Linked DNA regions of Homo sapiens: regions 1 and 3 are each linked to region 2. A link is a loop called in an ENCODE intact Hi-C map of the cell type or tissue named here. Cell type or tissue: B cell. All regions are shown on one strand. Links, peaks and the distances in the headings refer to the core of each region. The heading gives the core; the rest is flanking DNA. Region 1 holds the start of LINC02384 (long intergenic non-protein coding RNA 2384). Region 2 has its middle 26 kb from the start of MDM1. Region 3 overlaps RAP1B (RAP1B, member of RAS oncogene family).

Region 1 (6,841 bases), core at 986-5,985, 93 kb after region 2:
TTCTGTACATCTAAATAGAGCAGAAAGTAAACGTTGACAAGAGGAAACTGTCAGGTAAATTAATTTGAAAAGTGCAGGTTTTGTTTTCTTTTCCTTTCAATGGGTGAGAATTCAAAGCATAAGGCAGGAGAACGAGTTAAAAATACTATGACTAGTATGACAGTAGCCAACTGATGCTTGCACAATAGAAAGGGCATCATGGGTTACACAAGAGGATTGTAAAAAATGTGCAAAAAAATAAGAGGACAGGGGCAGGAATGGCTGATCAAACACACTAACACCATGGGATCTTCAAAGGTTCAAAATATAACCACATTGTGACATTATAAAATAACTATATAGGATTCCAAAACATGAAGGTTTTTAAATAAAAGTATTTGTCCCTTAGGGTAAAGTCAGACATCCTTATCTTGGCTTGCATAGCCCTCTACAGTTTATCTCCCAAGCCTCATCCCTTCTACTGCCATGAACGACAACTTTGCAGAACCTCCTGAATTACTTTCATTTGTTGTCAGGCCCTCACTCTTTCTTCCAGGCCCTTACTTCTCTTCTCTGACACCTAAGTTCAGGCAGGGTCTCCTAGTTACACCTTCTGACAACTCTATGCTAATGTATTATCCTATAAATATTAAATAACATCTGTTTCCTGCTAGAATCTACTCTCCAAGGGCAGGGTCCATATCTGCTTTGTTTATTGCTATATTGTCAACTATGGTACAGTTATGAATAATTGAATGAATGCTGGTGGACATCTGGGTTCCAAACCGTCCAACTGAATGATATATAAGGCAACAATTGCTTCTTCAGTTTATGTATCAGTCAGGGTTTGACATGAAAAACAGAACCAGCAGAAAATTTTTGTTTGTTTGTTTTTGTTTTTTAATATATCCATTTATTTTTTACAAAGAATTATCTTACACAACTGTAGGAGCTGGCTAAGCAGGCCTGACATCCACAAGGCAGGTAATCAGAAAGGGAAAGCCATAAGCAGGCTAGACTACCACAAGGATGAGCTCAGTGATGAGGATGTCATGCAGAAGTCAGGGCTCTTTGTCATGGAGCTGTACACATACACTTAACCCAAGAGTCAGTGAAATTGGAAGTAGATACATCTGAAAAGTAAAGGAATTATAAACTAGCTGCTGCTTCACACCAACAAGGCAAATCAGCAGATCAGCAACAACATGAGTGTTTTTGTCCCAAAACGTAGAAAAGTTCTACAACTTTCCTTCTGCTCTACTACTTGGAATCTCCGACCTCAGGGAGAGTATAGATCAAGCTTATCCAAACCACTTTATTTTGTAGTTGTTGTTCTGTTTGTTTTTGTTTTAGGCTTTTAGCAACCTGAAGCCATAGTTTTTAGTTTCCGTCTCTAGTAATAAGCAGAAAAGAGGGATGAGGAAGGGGCTTTTCTGGCCCAATGAGAAACAGAAACTAAGAACCCATGACTGTACTCTCTCCCTTAGACACCCCTGGTCTAGACTCTCTTTTAAAAAGCTTTTAACTGATTAAGTCACATAGAATAATATCTCTTTTGACTAATTTAAAGTCAACTGATTAGGGACTTTACAGCTGCAAAATCCCTTCACAGCAGCACCTAGATTAGTGTTTCAATAATTAGGAGAAGGTACGTGCGTGCTACAAAATAGCTGCTGCCTCACTTCCATCTTCCAATTTTTGCAAGAGACTCTCCCTTGTAGACCACCCTAGTCAGAAACATACTAGAAAAGGAGCTCTGGGGGATGTGATTTATCCAAGCCAAAGCAGACACACCACGAAACCATCACAGGTCACATCATATAACTACCTCTTTAACCTTGAATGAAAGAAATTAATAAAAGAAACCAGTGATATTCAGAAGTAAGGGGAACCACTTTGTTATAGAAATAGTGCTGATTCTGCAGATGCAAAGGAAAAGAACAAATCTGGATAGGAGGGCAGAGCTAACAACCTTAGAGGAGCATGCTTCCAAGAAGTAGAGGAGGTATAGGGGAGCTCTCAGAGCAAACATGGAAGTGATAAGCATGTATTCCTATCAAAGATGGGGAAACTTCATTCCAAGACAAGCTGGAATGTTGGTGTTTACCAATAAACGCTTGTTAAATGAACTGATAAATCAATGAACCAATGAATAAATGCTGCCTTAAGCTTAAGCCCTGTGCTAAACTACAGAGGTATGGTGATATCTTAGTCTGTTCAGGCTACTATAACAAAATACCTTAAATGGGTAATTTATAAATAACAGAAATGTATTGCTTACAGTTCTGGAGAGTGGAAAGTCTAGGATCAAGGTAACAGCAGACTTGGTGTCTGGACTTGCTCTATGCTTCAAAACTGGTGCCTTCTTGTTATATTACCAAATGGCAGTAAGGGCAAGGCACCTCTTTTAAGAGGGCACTGTGATGGTTAATACTGAGTGTCAATTTGATTGGATTGAAGGATGCAAAGGATTAATCCTGGGTGTGTCTGTGAGGGTGTTGCCAAAGGAGATTAACATTTGAGTCAGTGGGCTGGGAAAGGTAGACCCACCCTTAATCTGGGTGGGCACCATCTAATCAGCTGCCAGTGTGGCCAGAATATAAAGCAGGCAGAAAAATGTGAAAAGGCTAGACTGACCTAGCCTCCCAGCCTAAATCTTTCTCCACTGCTGGATGTTTCCTGCCTTTGAACATTGAATTCCAAGTTCTTCAGCTTTGGCACTTGGACTGGCTTCCTCGTTCCTCAGCTTGCAGACAGCCTGGTATGGGACCTCATGATCGTATAAGTTAATACTACTTAACAAACTCATATATATATATATATATATATATATATATATATATATATGAATGTGTTTTATATATATATATATGAATGTGTTTTATATATATATATGAATGTGTTTTTTATATATATATATATATCCTATTACATATCCTTAACAAACTCATATATATATATATATATATATATATATATATATATGAGTTTGTTTTATATATATATATCCTATTAGTTCTGTCCCTCTAGAGAACCCTGACTAACACAGGCACTGATCCATGACTTAATCACTTCCCAAAAGGACTCACCTCTTCATACTATCACATTGGGTATTAGTTCCAACATATGAATTTGAGGGGGACACTAACATTTAGACAATAGCAGGTGGTAAAAAAGACACATTGTCCTCACCTTATGGAGGTTCCCTAAGGGTGGAAGGGATGGAAGATATACAAGGATTAAACAGTTCAAGCTACAGGACAAGGGTTGTCTTAAGAAAGATGGCTTGACTGAGAGAAAGCAAATTGGTGTTCTTCAGTCTTTTCATGGGTGCTAGATACTTCCTTGTTGCCATTTCTGCATTGCCAGAGCCACACACACACACACACAGAACACAATAGACTTTGTACAGCTTCCAGTGCAAAATTAGAAACCAGAGCTCAATATCTAGTTGACAGTGACAATATGGTTATTAGAAAAGCCTAAGTATGACATGTCTTGAATAATCAATGATTGAATCATGTGCCTTTAAGCTTAGCTTATGCCAAATGCCTCCAGGAAAGGTTATTTAAAAAAAAAAAAACTCAGAATGTGCTCACTGGCTTACAGTGATTGAGTTATGCTGTGGGCCATGGTAACTTCTCTGCAGTGCTCAAAATAGATGAAGGGCAGATCAGTCACCCTGGGGAATTTTATCTGCCTCATTTATGCATCCAGAGATGCTGCTTACATAAAGCCGAAATAAGCACAACCAAAAGGCACCAAGGAAGACGAATAAAAGGTGACGATTCAAATAGAAACCAAGAAAACAAGAAAGCAATCAACAGCAAAGATCAGGACCAGTCCCTGTTGTAAAGATCTGAGTAAGAATTCGGCCTGTGAAGATGGTACAGTACCTTTAACTTTCTGATATCTTCTAAGAGGCAGATTTAGAAACCTCTTCCTGGAGAAAGCCACAGCCTCCAGCTGTTCTTGTTCTACACATTCAGGCATGGACCCTTGCCACAGCCTCTCAAGGATTCACACTTCACACTGGCAGAGCACTCTCTCACTCCTCCTGGAGATACTGGCTCCTTCTTGACCTGCAGGCAGAGCACCAGAACCATGTAAAAATGTGACTCAGGCAACTCACAGATAAGCAAAGACCTCCAGGCAGAGCACCAGAAAGTCAATCAAGAACCATGCAAAAATGTGACTCAAGCAACTCAGAGTTAGGCAAAGAAACTGAAAGTTTCAAGAGTTCCCCTTGGCCAAGTTTACACCAAAACATTTTTATTATGCGAGTAGTTTTTAAAGGAAATCATTCATCATAAGTTTGCAGAAAAGGTCTGCTCCTTGTCTCCAGTTGCCTTGGAGATCGTCAAGGGGTGGCTGGAGGTGAATCTAAGAGACTGGAAATTCAGTTCATGGTCAAATCCATCAGTGTTTTAAAACATTCTAAAAAACCCAACAGCACCATCTGTAAGGACTGCATCATTTGCGAAATTTCTTGCTAAATCAGCTGGCCAAATGCAAAGCCAATTGCTTTGGCTTCCGTACAACACCATGCTGCAGCCAGGAAGTATTTTAAGTGGATAATGAGTAGTCTCTTCTCTCAATGAATACGTTCAAATAACATCGACTGCCTGTAATATGCAAAGTTCCTAGTCAAGGCTGCCTTAGGAATTCCTGCCCCTTAACTTAACGCTTTAATCTTTATCAGGGAAAATATCCCTCTTCTCTAGTGATGTTTAAGAAATCAATTCCCTGGCAATGGCCCAATACACTTTCCAGCTCATACACAGACATGTAAAACTGCACACACAGAGAAACACCCAAATGCACACCATTCGTACTAGTTCTGAGATATGCAAGGCTTACACCCTGCATCCAAGAATGGCTGCCAAGTTTTTCCTTTATTTAGTTATAATACCTCCTCTAAAATTATTTGGGGACCCAAAATGGCCTTTTTGTGTGAGGAAACACACATAAGAAATACCTCTCTGCCTTTTTCCCTTGAAAAATATAGTTATCTATGGAAAATCTGTGTGCTCTCTCTCTTTGTCTCTCAGATAAAAGTGGCAAAGCAGATGGAAGCTCCTTCTGTGAAGAAATCAAATTCTATACTCCTTATATCCAACCTCCATTACTCTATTTTTGTCATTTAAGTTATATAGTAGATATGTAATAAATGCTTCATTATTTCACTTATTAAGTTGGCTTCTCCCTCAAGGTACTTTAGAACTTTGGTACCCAACAGCAGCTCTGGGATCATGAGCTTATCAGAAATGCAGACACTCTGGTCCCATCCTAGCCCCCCCTCGAATCAGAATCTGCATTTTAACAAGATTTCTAGGAGATGTGTAAGCACATTAAGGTTTGAGAAGCACTGTTTTGGGACACACCTTGATTCTCTTTTTTTTTTTTTTTTTTTTAGTTTTGGTTTCTTTTTTTAGACTTAGGGAATACAAGTACAGTTTTGTTACATGGATATATTGTGTAGTGGTGAAGTCTGGGCTCTTTGTGTACCCATCACCCAAATACTGTACATTGCACCCAACAGGTAATTTCTCATCCCTCATCCCCACTCCCACCCCACCCTCTTATCTTTTGGAGTTTCCAATATCTATTATTCCACTCTGTATGTTCATTACACCTTGATTTTTACACTGTTACTGTTAGTCTAGTAAGTTCTCTCACTCCGCAAAGATCATGTCTTGCCATGGGGGACACTTTTCTAGAGGATAGTAATTATGAGCTGATGCTTTTGGGCACTAACCATGTGCCAGGAGTGGAGAGGGCACATAGTTAACATGAGAAAGATTTACTCAGTTAGTAAAAGGTGGAGGCAAGTTGGAACTCAATCTGGCATCTGGGTCCATGTTTTCCAGGTGCTGCTTCCCTTATTGGGCCCCTGCAGGGTGCAGAACGGTCCTACTTTCTGCAAGGTGTTTGACGTCCCTGTCTACCACACACTATAACTGCATGATACCTTCAGAATCCTGACAACCTAAGGACTGCCCCCACATTTCCAGACACCCATGTGAGTGGTGCTGATCACACTAAGAACCACAGTGTCTTGTGTTCATGCAGTAATTTTGAGAAATTAGTTTCCTGTGATTTGTTTCTTTCTTCCAGTGTTTAACCAAATAATAAAAATCCTTTAACGTTTTACATGTTATTTTTCACTTCAATAGAAGGCTATCACTATTGAGGGCCTGCTCTATGCAGACTAAAAGATAAGTAAGCTCCTTGCCTCTAGCCACTGACAATCTGGTTAGAGAAATAAGGCCTTAGTAGATGCAATAGCTAAGAAACAATTCAAGACACTATAAGATTAAGTCCAGAAATGACCAGAAAGACCTAGATTTATATTCTGGCTTTGTGCCACTTACTAGTGTGAGCCCAGTGACATTCTGTAAGCCTCTCTTTCCCTACCTGTAAAACGGGGGTATCATTAAACAATGCACATAAATTGCCACCACAGTATGTAAAGCATGAGATATACTTAATAAATGTTAGCCATATCCACCAATCACCACCCTCTCTGAATCAGGAAGAAATAGGACAAAAATGGGATACAGAGAGGATGTGCGTAAGAGAATAGACAGCATTCTGGGCAGGAGGCACAGCCAAGCAAAAGCGTGGTGTCAGGAATGTGCATGCCTGCGGCAGAAACTTACAGACTCTCAGACTGGATGAAGTGAAGGGTTCCAGTCAAGGAGTTATGAGAAGTGAACACATTAAAGTAAAGATAAGTTTACATTTGTTATGTGGACATGGAATCTCCTGGGGATTTTTGAATTTCTTCAGTATCACGACTTTCAAATACAGAAGAAATGCAAACCTACACAAAAGAAAATGAAGGAGTCTTCTAGCCATT
Region 2 (6,841 bases), core at 604-5,603:
TTCATTTTAAGTGACTCAAAAGTAGGGGAGGAAAAGGGAGAGACAATTCAACACTGCAGAAATGACCACTGACAGCTATAAACAAATGTCTGAATGTTCTCTTCTAGGCAAGATAGTACTACTTTCTGTTACACAGCGTGAGATCTCATTATGTTCTTTTGATAACTGAACACTACACTACTGGTAACATGGAAAACTTATTAAAAATATTCATTAGAGAATTAATATGCTTCATTTCTTCCGATTAAGTGTTGTAATAAAGATATCTTGTCTTTATGTGCCAAATATCTCTCAAAAGAATGAAGAATATCAGAGTTTTAAAAATCTGATTGAATTCATTTACAAACTGTTAACTACTAGAAACAACCTGGCATAATATCCACCTGATTCCTCATAGATGGGTAACTAGTATTATTGATTTGATTTCACTCATCCTCAGGGATTAGAGCAATCTACTTATGGTGACTTCTTGCTTGCTTGCTTTTCTTTTTCTTTCTTTCTTTCTTTTTTTTTTTTTTTGACAGTCTTCCTCTGTTACCCAGGCTGGAGTGCAGTGACAGTCATAGCTCACTGTATCCTCAAAATCATGAGCTCAAGTGACCCTCCTGCTTGAGCCTCTCAAGTAGCTAGGACTACAGGCATGCACTACCTTGCCCAGCTGATTTAAAAAAAAAAAAAATTTGTGAGACAGGGTGTTGCTATGTTGCCCAGGCTGGTCTTGAGCTCCTGGCCTCAAGTGGTCCTCCTGCCTAGGCCTCCCAAAGTGTTGGGATTATAGGTGGGAGCCACTGTGTCCAGCCAACTTCTTAATAACTGAAGCAAAACACTACATAGATGTTGAAACTTCAGTAATAAAGTTGATAACATCAAGTTGCCTTGGCTTCTCCATGTAGACATTAATAGGGATAAAGAACAACTTGTTGAATCAACAAAGATTATCCCAAACACAGGAGGAAAGGAAGAGCAAGGTAAAAGAGAACAAATGAATGGAAAGCTATGTGTCCAGAATCACAGGAATGAATACAGGATAATAAAAGAGAAGAAAGATGTAGGTGAAGGGACAGGGACATATTCAAGGAAAAGCTTAGTAGTAAAGGCATTTACAAACCAGTGAGGGAACTTAAAGATGACCAGAAAAGGGAGCTAAGCATTTTTGTGGCAGCATCTGGAACTGCCTGGAGGATGGAGAAAGGCCCCAGAGAAAAAAGTGACATATATCATGGGTTTCCATGGTGATGATGACAGTGTCACTATCAGAGCATTATGACTTCAGAATAGAAATGAGGATATAATAATAGCATACACTAACATCTCCCTTTTAAATCCCTCCCAAAGCTCTTAGTATTTACTCATTAATTTTCACAACACCTATGAATTAGGGAGTATTACCTATTTTAGAGATCAAAAAATCAGAAACAATTGAAATGGCCACAATGCCTGAAAAAGTATATTGCTGCTAATCTCTCACCCTGCACTATAAACTTGTGGGATAATTGACATAAAGACTATTTCACTGGTGCTTATGCTAAGTAATATGATGAGTTTTTTGAGCTAACCATTTTTGGGAAATGTACGTTGGACCACTGGAGAAAAAACTTTCTAACAAGTGTTCTTAGATTTCTTCTTAATTATAAAACATGAGAAAACAGAAATTTCAGCCTTTTCAACAGCTGAGCATTGTTTTCCAAATGTTTTGCATCAAAGATTACCTGTCTGTCTTCCCCATGGGTTGCTTTTATTGCAACTGGCATTCTTTCAGGCTTTTTAATTTTTTTTCTGGGCTTTGTTTCACTTTACTCTTCTTCCCCCCTCTTCCCCCTACTTCATTCATCTGTTCCATTAACCCCCCTTCAAACACACCCTCAAAACCAGGGATGGGGCCTATGACTATATCACTATAAAATTCTTATTACTACTCATTCTTAGAATGATTAGGACACTCATTAACCTGGAGAGGAAATTCATATTACAGTTGAAGAAGTTTTGGAATCGGACAAGCTGGGTTCTAATCCTGCCTCTGACACCTGCCAGCAAAGTGACCTTAGACCAACTACTTCTCTGATCTTAGTTTTCTCCATCTGTAAAGTAAAATTATATTTGTATGTATTTCCCAGGGTTGCTGTGAGGATAAAATTGGATAATGTATATAGAGCATTTAGCAAGAGTTATTCCTGAGGCTATGAAAACGCAGGCTTCCCTATCTAGGTAGCTCTCCTTCCACTTTCTCATACCCTATTTTGCAATCCCCAACTTGACTCTAAAGCCTTTTAACACTAATCTCCTTTCAAGGGTCTCTCTCTGTTCCCATCTTGAAGACAAAGAGCAAGAATGCTCAGAAAAGCTATGTTCACATTCAGTATCTATTGGGACCTCAGGAAGTGGCTGAGGGACTATAAATCCAGAGAACAAAATTTTACTGTGTTTCCTCCTTCCAAACCATGTGATCTTGGGTAAGCTGCTTCTCAGATCCTCAAGTTTCTTCTGTAAAATGGCATCACAATGCCTACCTCATAGAAAATTTTTTTTTGAGACAAGTTTCGCTCGTTGCCTAGGCTGCAGTGCAATGGCACAATTTCAGCTCACTGCAACCTCTGTCTCCCAGGTTCAAGTGATTCTCCTGCCTCAGCCTCCCAAGTAGCTGGGATTACAGGCATGCACCAACACACCTGGCTAATTTTGTATTTTTAGTAGAGACGGGGGTTTTTCCATGTTAGTCAGGCTGGTCTTGAACTCCCAACCTCAGGTGATCTGCCTGCCTTGGCCTCCCAAAGTGCTGGGATTACAGGCATGAGCCACTGCTCCCGGCCTTTACAGAGATCTTATGAAAGTTAAAAGTACTTATGAATGTAAAAATGGCTTATACAGGAGCATAACACACAATCAATGTTCAATAAAGTGTGACCTGAACGTGACTGTGAATTAAAAATATTTCCTATCATTCTCACTTTCCTAGAATTTAACAGTAATGAAGTAAATTCTGGTATATCCTGTGATGCAGTTACTAAAATCCTAGAGTAGAACATTATTAACATGGGGAAAATGCTCATGATCTATTACTAAGTGAATAGTATTTTATATTATTTTTGTTTTTTAAAAAACACTCAACACATACACACACACACACAGACACAAAAAGGGTTTTTACCAAACTTTTCTGTACTAAGCATTTATCCTTTTCTATTTAGGGACAGAAAGTTAAAATAGAAATTTTAAAAGGAGCTATGGCAAAAAAAAAAAAAAAAGTATTGTATGGTGGGTCCATCAAGCATGACAATGGAAGGAAGGCACTAAAAGCAGTGGGGAGTGTGGAGAGGGTAAGGAGAAGCCAAGAGTGGGGGAAGGGAGAGGGAGAAAACAGGTCAGAGTGAGGACGAGGTAAGTCAGGGCTCAGAGTCAGAGGAGCCTTGTCTTCCATGCGTTTGTTGCTGGGATTGCCAAAATGCCTGCGGAGATACAGGGTCGCGTCTCAGCCATGCAGGCCACAAACATTCAAAGTTCACTGGGGGAACTGGGAGCCGGAGGAATTCTGAGCCCAGGGGGCTTTAGATGCCCTGATTTTTCTGTCTCAGATCCACAGAAAGGGTGATTTACTTGCCTGCTTACGCAAAAGCTAACAGATGACCTAGATGGCCTCCCATGTGGCTTTCAAGTCTAGGAGACTGATTTACTAGGGTTTTGATTTATTCTCCTCCAATGAGCAAGAAACCAAAAGCTATCACCGCTAGGTGGCATGCCCCAAATACTATTAAACTTTGAAACTGGCAGAAAAGTTGGTATCTCAGGGAATCACACACACTCTATAAGTCAAAAGCACTGCTAGAGGCAACAAGATGATCATAGAAGATTTTCAGTTTCTCACTGTTAAAAACAAAAATCATCAAGCAAAACCACTGTAACAATAACAAACACTCCTTTCCCAAATAATATATTAAATGCGTTTCTCATGGACACATCCTGGAATCCCCCTGGGAAACATGGCCCCCATACCCCTATCAGTGCCTATAACAATCTCCTCCTTTCCCAACCAAAATAAACAAGTGTCCCCTATCATATGCCAAAAGCAGAAGTAGGTCTCTGATGTCATCAAAGAATAATGTACAACCACAGATACAAGATTTGCATGAGCTGAAGTAGGACAAGAAATTCCCCACACAGGATCTATTATGGTCGAGAAAGGACAAGAATGGGACCCAGGCCAGAAAGAATATACTTCTTTTGACCTAATAATCTTCTCTTTCTAAATATCACTGCCACTGTCAGGATCTCTATATTAAGCTAGAGCTGTTAGTCATTTACACCTTAATGTGGATTACTTTTCTCTGCTGTCTTTTCTCCGGAACGTTACATGTCATTGGTTATTCTACAAGAATAAAATTTTAGTTGAATGGCTAAAAAGAGGAATGATTTTAGAGCACATGAAAGGAGTACCCAGAAAGGACAGGACAGGGTAGGGCCTTGAACTTGAGGACTCTGCATATGGCTGCAGAGGGTCACCAAGCTCTTGGCATTTTTGAATGAGGAGAGGAGAGTGTAGATGGAGAAATAATTAAAGGGAAGTGCTGAAAGAAAGGGATGTGGCAAGACACATTTTGCATAATTCATAGATTTGCCTAGGACTATCTGGATGCCTAGTGATGAAATGTGAAGAAATACAGACAATTTGGTATTTTCCAACTATGTAACTCTAACAGGAAATTCCCTGTATTGTCCTATATTTAAATAAATTAAATATATGAGATGTGACAATAAATACAAGGGCAGATTTTTTTAAGCAAACACACATGTATAGACACACAAATGAGTTATTATCCCTTTCAAAGTATTCACCCATTTTAATAATGCAAACCATTTTGGAAGCTCCTCTTTTAAAATTGACACATATCTTTTGAAAACCCAGTGCTAACACAACAGCATTCTTTCTGAAAGTGGATTTCATTTGTTGAAAGAGTCAAAAGTTGGCTGGGTGTAGTGGCTCACCCCTTTAATCCCAACACTATGGGAAGTAAAGGCAGGAGATAGCTCGAAGCCAGGAGTTCAAGATCAGCCTTGGCAACATAGCGAGACCCTATCTCCACAAAAAAAAAAAAAAAAAAAAAAAAAAGGCACTGGCCTGGTGCGGTGGCTCACACCTGTAATCCCAGCACTTTGGGAGGCTGAAGTGGAAGGATTGCTTGAAGCCAGAAGTTCAACACCAGCCTGGGCAATACAGTGGGACCCCATCTCAATAAAAAATATAAAATTTTGAAAAAGTCATTTGGAGCTAAATTTGGCAAACAGAAAGGATGATCAATAAGAATGTTCCATTTTTGGTCAAAACTGAAGCACGACTCAGAAGTATGTGCTCTAGTATCACACTGGGCCACAATCCTTCTTCCACCATTTTATTAGCTCTGTGAACATAAGCAAGTTATGAAATCATTATTTGCCTCGGTTCTCTCATCTATAAAATGCAAATGATAATAATACCTACCTGATAATGTTGCTACGAGATTAAATGACATAATGCATACAAAATACTTACATGGTACTGTAAGTATACGTGGTAAGTAAGTATACACGGTACTGTATAGGGGCAAATGCCAAATAAATAGTAATAATGTTAGTAGTGGCAACAGCAATAATAGTAGAAGTGGCAGCAGCCACAGTAATATGTGGCTTGTAAACCTAAGGAGGCAATTTTTAAAATATGTAGCCTCCCAACTAGCAACTTTCAATAACTGCACCAATTTGCATGTGTATTCTGACATATTTTTAATCTTGTTTTTTTGTTTCTTAACCCATTCTTATTTAAACTCAGATGGCACATATTTTCCAAAGAGTTCCCTCCAGTCAGTGAAGAATATTCAGAGAGGCAGCTTCTGTACCAGTGGTTTAAAATTATTGTACCAATACATTAGAATTCATGAAGATGCTCTATTATCTAGACATGTCAAATTATATGTCTTGTTAATTCACAATAAAGATGTATCAAGCAAATGCCGATCATTTTCTAAAAACTGCTAAAACAGATTAAATCAGTCACTGACTAAAATAGATCTACTCAATCAATATATAATTATTGACCATAAATTTTGGGCTGTATGGTCTGGTCTCTGGGGTAACAACCAGAGATATACGGATGAACCAAACAGATATAGCAGACCAACAGGAAGTTCTTGGATTCTCGAAACTACTTCCAGCTAAGGGACACACACACACAAATACATAGGGCACCTCTGGAAGAACACTCAATACACTAGCAATAGTGATTGTCTCTGGGGAGCAATTATTTAATACTACTTTGAACTGTTCAAGTTACCTTATGCATGCGTTACCTTTTCAAAAAGTAAATAGAAGTTAAAAATTTAAACTTTTATATACAACAAAAAATGGAGTAGTTTCTTCAAACCTGCTATGCTGATTCACATCTATTTTAATGATGTGAAATATCTGTGCTTACCTCTTCACTTAGAAAATTAAATCATTCACTACAATATAATACTGTTATTGATCCCAGTCCATTAATTACTCCTAATTTCCCTTGTAAGCACATAATAACAGCTGTGCAACCCATCAGTCCACATGCCACGGTGATGGCCTGTTGAAATGCTTTGCTAAAGAATTTGGTCATGGAGGGGTTATCAGGATATTGTCATCTTTCTGGGTAACCATTTCCAAAGCTGGTGAGCAGAGTCTAAAGCCAACTCAGCATAGCCATCCAGCATCCTCCTCATCCATCAGCTGCATGTCTTCCCAAGGTGCTAAGCAATGACCTTCCTCCATGAACACTGAGGCTCATTTTCTTCTTTGAGGCTCATTGCTATGTTCTCAACTCCAGAGAGTAGTATGTCCTTCAGGTTTA
Region 3 (6,841 bases), core at 939-5,938, 280 kb after region 2:
GTCTTCCATATTCCAGGCACTGTGTTAAGTTTTGATTATATAGCAATAATCATTACACGTAGGCCCCAGGTCATGAGGTATTTAACCCTTAACTGAGTATGGTTTTGGGGCTTTTTGCTTTTTTGGTTTTGGGGTCTTTTTTGTTTTTGTTTTTTTGTTTTTTTCAAGGCAGGTTCTCACTCTGTCACCCAGGCTAGAGTGAAGTGGCGCTGTCACAGCTCACTGCAACCTCAACCTCCCCAGGCTCAGGTGATCCTTTCACCTCCCATCCTCCCGGGTAGGTGGAACTACAGGCGCAGGCCACCACGCCTGGCTAATTTTGTGTATTTTTTTGTAGGGGTGGGGTTTCGCCTTGTTGCCCAAGGATTACAGGTGTCAACCACCGCATCCAGCCTGAATTTGTTTTTTTTTTCATGTACTTTGGCAGATTCGAAGTACTTTTTTGAGGGAAAAATGGAGTCTGCCCCATACATCTGCTTTATTTGTTAATACATGTGAGGTTGTAGGCAAATACCCTAAGTGCTATGTTCTGTGATAGTGGTATAACTAAATGTAACTTCAATGTGCCTTAGATATTAGATGCCATGGTATCAAAATTAATATCCTGTTATAAAAAATAGGGAAGCAAAAATGTTTGCATATGATACCTACCCTGGCTGCACATAGCAGATACTTAATATCCATATAATATTGAATAAAGCTGAAATTACCAGTTTCTTAACTATCCTTATGTCACTTTCTTGCAGTTTCTTCCATTTGGTATGCTATTTCTGACCTCATTTTTTGTTTTTCGCCAAAAAATTACCACATATTACTCATATTTTAATGAAATGCTTACCATGCCTAGATGTATTGTTCAGCCTTCTACTGTTAGAACTTCTTTCGTTAATTTAAAAGTATCTTTAGTTTTCTCAGTATTCATGTTTATCTTCAAAATGTCTATTGTTGTTGCTTATTAAATGAGTCAGAGCTCTTCACTGATACTCAGAGATCTCCTTAATCTTAACTGAAGATTACTGCTATTTTTATTTTCCTATTCCTTTGTGCCCTGTGAGCCAGTCAGACTGCTTTTTCCGCTATAGTCTAATTAATGTTCCCATGTTATGCTGCCTTTTGTGCCTTTGCTCTCACTTTTCTTATCCCTGGTATGTTCTTTCCTGTTGAAATATTGTAACTTTTTTTTTTGCCACCCTCTTCATAAATCTGATCTCTCCTTCTGAACTCCCATAGTATTTTGTACATCTCATGATATTTTTCATATTTTTATGTCTCCATCTTTTCCTACAAAATTGTAAGCTTTTTGAGAGCAGGTATGTTTTGTCCATCTTTCAGAATATGAAATAAGAAGCAAATTCCTGTCAGAACATATTCCACCTAAAATGGCCAACCATTCTTGTTTTCCCAGGATGGAGAGTTTCCTCAGACATGAGACTTTCCGTGCTTAAACCTGGACCGTTGGTCACTCTGATTCCACTTCATGATGTAGCCATCTTTTTTGCATATCAGTGCTTTACTGCAGGTTTTTTTTTTCTTTTTCTTTTTAAAGAATAAACACATAAAATGAACATGAAGGAAACAGTTTTTTGGGTTTTGGATTTGTTTTTTTTTTTTTTTTGTTTGTTTTTTTTTTCCAGACTGTTTGGCTGTCACCCAGGCTGGAATGCAGCCACGGTCTCAGCTCACTGCAACCTCCGCCTCCCAGGTTCAATTCTTGGGCCTCAGTCTCCTGAGTAGCTGGGACTACAGGTGTGTGTGAACATACCCGGCTAACTTTTGTATTTTTATTAGAGACAGGGTTTTGCCATGTTGGCCAGGCTGGTCTCAAACTCCTGGCCTCAAGTGATCCTCCTGCCTCAGCCTCCCAATGTGTTAGGATTACAGGCATGAGCCACTATGCCCAGCCAAACAAAAATTTTTTTTAATTAACAAAGCAAAATTACTTGTGCCTTTTAAGCAAATGTTTGGAAGATTATACTCATATGTAGAAATGTAAAGATCAGATTCAGATGATAAAAAAGGCCAAAATGTGGGAAAATTTTGACTAAAGTTGAAAAAGAATGATGTCCTTTTCACAAGCAGAGGGACTCTTCAGTAGGTTTGGTTTATGGTTAGTAGACACAGTTTTTTTTTAGAGTAGACCCTGTAAAAGAATGTGGAGTAAATGGTGGCAGTGGTTTGACCACAACAGTGGTGTCTATTGCTAGAGAAATTAAAAATAAGATATAAGATACTTAACTCTCCTTTTTACAAAAGGCTTCAGATAAAGAGGAAATGGGAGCAAATCCAGAGATTATAGGCACTGTATGGGCTAATGATTTTTTTAGAGATGATGCCTCACTATGTTGTCTAGGCTGGTCTGGAACTCCTGGCCCCAAGCAGTCCTCCCACTCAAGCAAGACTGAAGTAACTGGGACTATAGATGTGAGCTATCATGCCCAGTTGGCAGGCGATTTTTATATGTTATGGTTTATTGTACAATACAAGCTATTCACTGCGTGTTTTATTGTGAGAAGCTCACTAAGTTAGAAAGGTTTTCAGTTTTGTGCAGTATTTTTTTCTGTTCCTATTTCTATTTCTCATAAGCTGGGAAAAACATCATCAGAGTTCATTGGGTGACATCTTACATCTAAAACCTTAAAACTAAGTTGAGATTTATTATCACAAAATAAATTCCCCCATACCTCCACTGAACCCCCCACCACCCATGACTTGATGACTTCAATCATACTCATCCCGTTCCCCAGAGCGCCCTCACTTTCCAAGTGAACTCCCCTATTCCCTAATGATTTATATATCCACTGGTCTGGTTTAAGTATCCACTTAGGAAGCCTTGCCTGGTAGTTCTTTATAGATAGACAATTGTTCTCTTCTCTGCATCCACAGCAAGCACTTTATTCTGTAGACCCTGCTTCATTGTGAGCTAACACAGCGCAAACACTGTGAACATTTTAATTTATAAAACAGAGTGTCTTCTGGGCTTTAATATGTAGTTGTCACATTTGCTTTTCCTCAGATTTCTGGGCCACATAACCTCTGTCACAGTTAAAACTAATATCTCGGCTGGGTGCGGTGGCTCAAGCCTGTAATCCCAGCACTTTGGGAGGCCGAGGCAGGCGGCTCTTGAGGTCAAGAGTTTGAGACCAGCCTGGCCAATGTGGTGAAACCCCGTCTCTACTAAAAAATACAAAAATTAGCCAGGCATGGTGGCGTGTGCTCGTAGTCCCAGCTACTCAGGAGGTTGAGGCAGGAGAATCACTTGAACTTGGGAGGTGGAGGTTGCAGTGAGCTGAGATCGTGCCACTGCACTCCAGCCTGGGCAATACAGTAAGACTCTGTCTCAAAAAAACAAAAAAACTTAACATCTCTAATCTGGTCATTGAAATTGAGGTGTAAAGCAAATTAATGTTTTCTCGTTGCCTCTTGTATCCTCCTCTTCCCGTGTAAGAAATAATAAGGCCCAGTATAAGGTAGTGGAGTAGAGAGAATGGAATTGATTCCAGAAATACCAAGGTAGAATGAATCAGACTTGATAATGGAGTGAAGAGAGAAGAATCCATGACAACTCCCAGGTATACAGCTACCTATTAAAATAATATGCTATTGAAGTCCTTTAGGTGTCTTAAGCACTATAAACACCTAGATAGATATAATTTTAAAAAATAGCAAATTAACATTTACTGGCTACTTCCTATGTGTTACTCATTGTGCTACACATTTTGCATAGGGTAAGTTATTTCATTTGAATCTTTAAGAACTGTAAGAAGTAGATACTTTTATTTCCATTTTCAAATGAGGAAATGAGACACAGTTTAAAATAACGAGACCAAAGCCACTCAAGTAGAACTGATTCCAACCCAGACAATGGGATCTAAAGCCTATACTGAGTCAGTATGCATCCCTGTAGATTTTACTGCTAGTTCAGATGACAGGGAAAAAAGGACATTTTTTTAAGTCACATCTAGAGAATTGGGAGCAGGGAGGAGTTCTACACAAATACAGCCTATTTGGAAAGATCTGATAGAAACTAATAAGGTGATCTTGAGCCTATATTATTATTTTTTTTTTTACCTGTTTTTGAATTGTTGGTCTCTCCTTTTTTAAAAAATCACTTAACTATTTTGCTTATCTCTTGACTCGGCTGAGAAATCTATTAAACTGGTTCTTCTGCATTTGTCAGATTGTTGATAAATTGTTACCCTCTATTCTGTATTCTACCATACATGATCAAATACTGAACTGAAAAGGTAACTATAGAAATAAAGCTGGAAAAGCTAACCTTACGTTGCATGTCAAATTATATGTTGTTGAATATTTCAGGGAGAAAGTTGGTGTGATTAATTGAAAAAACTTGATTTACTAGCAGTATTAATCCATGAAAAGGGCAAGGGAATTTTTTTCTTTCTTGAGGTATTATAAATATGATCAGAATAGAGAAAATGCTATACACAGTTTGATAATCTACAAATTTTGCACTTTCTAGATTTAGAAATCTTGTTCACAGGAGATCTTTCTTGGCAGAATGAGTAAGATTGGAAACATTTTCCATGTGTCCTCATTATGAGAGAGGCAGACAACTCAAAGTAAATATGATAAGCAGTCTTCATTTTAGCAGCTTTCTATTTATTTTATAGTTCCTTGTTAGAAGTTTTATTTTTAAAAGAGGGTAGGAGAGGCAGTGTTTGGGCCCCTTATTTTTTCCTTCAAAAAGAATTTTTAAAGTCTGTCATTGTGTTAAACAGATTCATAACAGGTCCTTCTGACAGTTGAATTAGTTGATTTTATTTGGGAATGAGAAAAGGACACAGTTACCCTCTTTAGCTGTTAAAGTATTACTTTTGGAGTTGGAGATGGAAAGGAGAAATCAAGTATCTTCTCTTCCAGAAAGTGCAGTGGGAGAAGTAATGTTACCTGACTTCAGGAACCAGTATTTAAGGCCTCTTTTTTTGAGACAGAGTCACTCTGTCACCCAGGCTGGAGTGCAGTGGTGCGATCTCGGCTCACTGCAACCTCCGCCTCCTGGGTACAAGCAATTCTCCTGCCTTAGCCTCCCTAATAGCTGGGATTACAGGCGCCCGCCACCTCACCCAGCCAATTTTTGTATTTTGGTAGAGACGGGGTTTCACCATATTGGCCAGGCTGGTCTCGAACTCCTGACCTCAAGCAATCCACCCGCCTCGGCCTCCCAAAGTGCTGGGATTACAGGCATGAGCCAGCGTGCCTGGCCTACTTAGGCCTGTTTTTATAATTTAGGGTCACAGAATTTCAAACTGGGGTTAGGGGGTGAGTGTAGTAGTTAAACAACTTGAGATTGGAGAACTGCTTTTGCAAAATTTCCATTTTGGTTATACCCATGAAATTTTTTTTTTGTTACGAAGTCTTGCTCTGTAGCCCAGGCTTGAGTGCAGTGGCAAAATCTCTACTTACTGCAAATTCCGCCTCCTGGATTCAAGCGATTCTCCTGCCTCAGCTTCCTGAGTATCTGGGACTACAAGCGCCCGCCACCACATTCGAGTATTTTTTTTTTTTGTATTTTTAGTAGAGATGGGGCTTCACCATATTGGCCAGGCTGGTCGCAAACTCCTGACCTCAAGTGATCTGCCCGCCTTGGCCTCCCAAAGTCCTGGTATTACAGGCATGAGCCATGACAGTCAGCTATTTTTTTTGGCATATTTTAAGGGACAGAAATTATGCTTTTTAAATGTTGCTTATTGCTTTTCAAGGATTTGATTCTTATAAGCTACTTCTTCATTTATTAATGAGATTTAAGAAAGAAATCAGGTTACAAAGTTATGAGCAATTGTCTCTGGAACCCAGAAGTTGGTTTTAACACTAGAGTTTCTGCTGCAGGGCATTTTTACTGGACTGTGATTCCTAGAAGGCAAGTATAAGCACTGTTTTTTTGTTGTTTGTTTGTTTTAGAAACAAGTTCTTGCGTCACCCATGATAGAGTGCAGTAATGCAGTCATAGCTCACTGTAACCTCCAATTCGTGGGCTTAAGTGATCCTCCTACCTCATTCTTTTGAGCAGCTGGGACTCTAGGCATGTACCACCACACCCAGCTACTTTATAAATTTTTTGTAGAAGTGTGGTTTTGCTGTGTTGTCCAGAATAGTCTTGAGCAGTCTTCCCACCTCAGCCTCCCAAAATGCTGGGATTGTACAGGTAGGTGTGAGCCACCATGCCTATCCCTGCTGTTTTTTTTTGAGACGGAGTCTCTGTTCAAGCAATTCTCCTGCCTCAGCCTCCGGAGTAGCTGGGATTACAGGTGTGCACCATCATGCCCAGCTAATTTTTGTATTTTTAGTAGCGATGGGGTTTCACCATGTTGGCCAGGCTCATCTCGAACTCCTGACCTCAGGTGATCCACCCACCTCAGCCTCCCAATGTGCTGAGATTCCAGGCATGAGCCACCACACCCGGCCTGTCCCTACTTTTTTTAATGCCAAGATTTGTGTATTTCATCTTCAGTTGGGATTCATGGCATCTGTCAATAATTGATGTGAACTTAAATGGCAATTTACCTATAAAAAGATAACTTACTACTCTTCTTTTAAAAGTCTATATACTTCTGTCATTTGCTGGAAATGAATTATTAGTCTTTATTCAGCAAACATTTATAGACCAAATAGTGGGTACCAAAATAAGTACTACCCTGCAGCTGCTTGATGATGGTAATAACTAACATGTAAATCTTTAATAAACAGTGTACATTCTTAATCTGTCCATCAACTCGGTACAGTCAGTATTGTTGTCCGTATTTCACAGATTAAGACACCAGCCTAGAGGCCGAGTGCAGTGGCTCACGCCTGTAATCCCAGCACTTTGGGAGGCCCAGGCGGG

What was found. A loop is a pair of places that touch in the nucleus more often than their neighbours do. Peaks named below come from ENCODE experiments on the same cell type or tissue, not always from the same donor. Only the 100,000 strongest peaks of a DNase experiment are listed, where the experiment ranks them.
Region 1: it touches region 2 in a loop (5-fold over the local background); 20 of 110 quality-filtered maps call a loop at or near these places.
Region 3: it touches region 2 in a loop (7-fold over the local background); 4 of 110 quality-filtered maps call a loop at or near these places.

Annotation. Positions count from the first base shown.
Region 1 is chr12:68,447,492-68,454,332 of GRCh38, forward strand. LINC02384 (long intergenic non-protein coding RNA 2384) reads right to left here and starts at 3,993. Exons shown (of 4, transcript NR_120458.1): 1 at 3,876-3,993. RefSeq lists a silencer at 1-72 and enhancers at 3,852-4,181, 4,242-4,381. In B cell, for the core only: no CTCF peak of the experiment used is centred there; DNase peaks (open chromatin) are centred at 3,270 and 4,050; H3K4me3 peaks cover 1,619 bases; H3K27ac peaks cover 3,273 bases.
Region 2 is chr12:68,355,294-68,362,134 of GRCh38, forward strand. No RefSeq gene overlaps it. Among named protein-coding and RNA genes, the nearest start is that of MDM1, 26 kb to the left of the region's middle. RefSeq lists an enhancer at 2,971-3,482. In B cell, for the core only: a CTCF peak has its summit at 3,712 (motif pointing right); DNase peaks (open chromatin) are centred at 3,778 and 4,058; H3K4me3 peaks cover 392 bases; H3K27ac peaks cover 2,378 bases.
Region 3 is chr12:68,630,531-68,637,371 of GRCh38, forward strand. The region is part of intron 1 of RAP1B (RAP1B, member of RAS oncogene family); the gene reads left to right. Among named protein-coding and RNA genes, the nearest start is that of SNORA70G, 6.6 kb to the left of the region's middle. RefSeq lists an enhancer at 5,922-6,041. In B cell, for the core only: no CTCF peak of the experiment used is centred there; a DNase peak (open chromatin) is centred at 3,791; H3K4me3 peaks cover 738 bases; H3K27ac peaks cover 3,812 bases.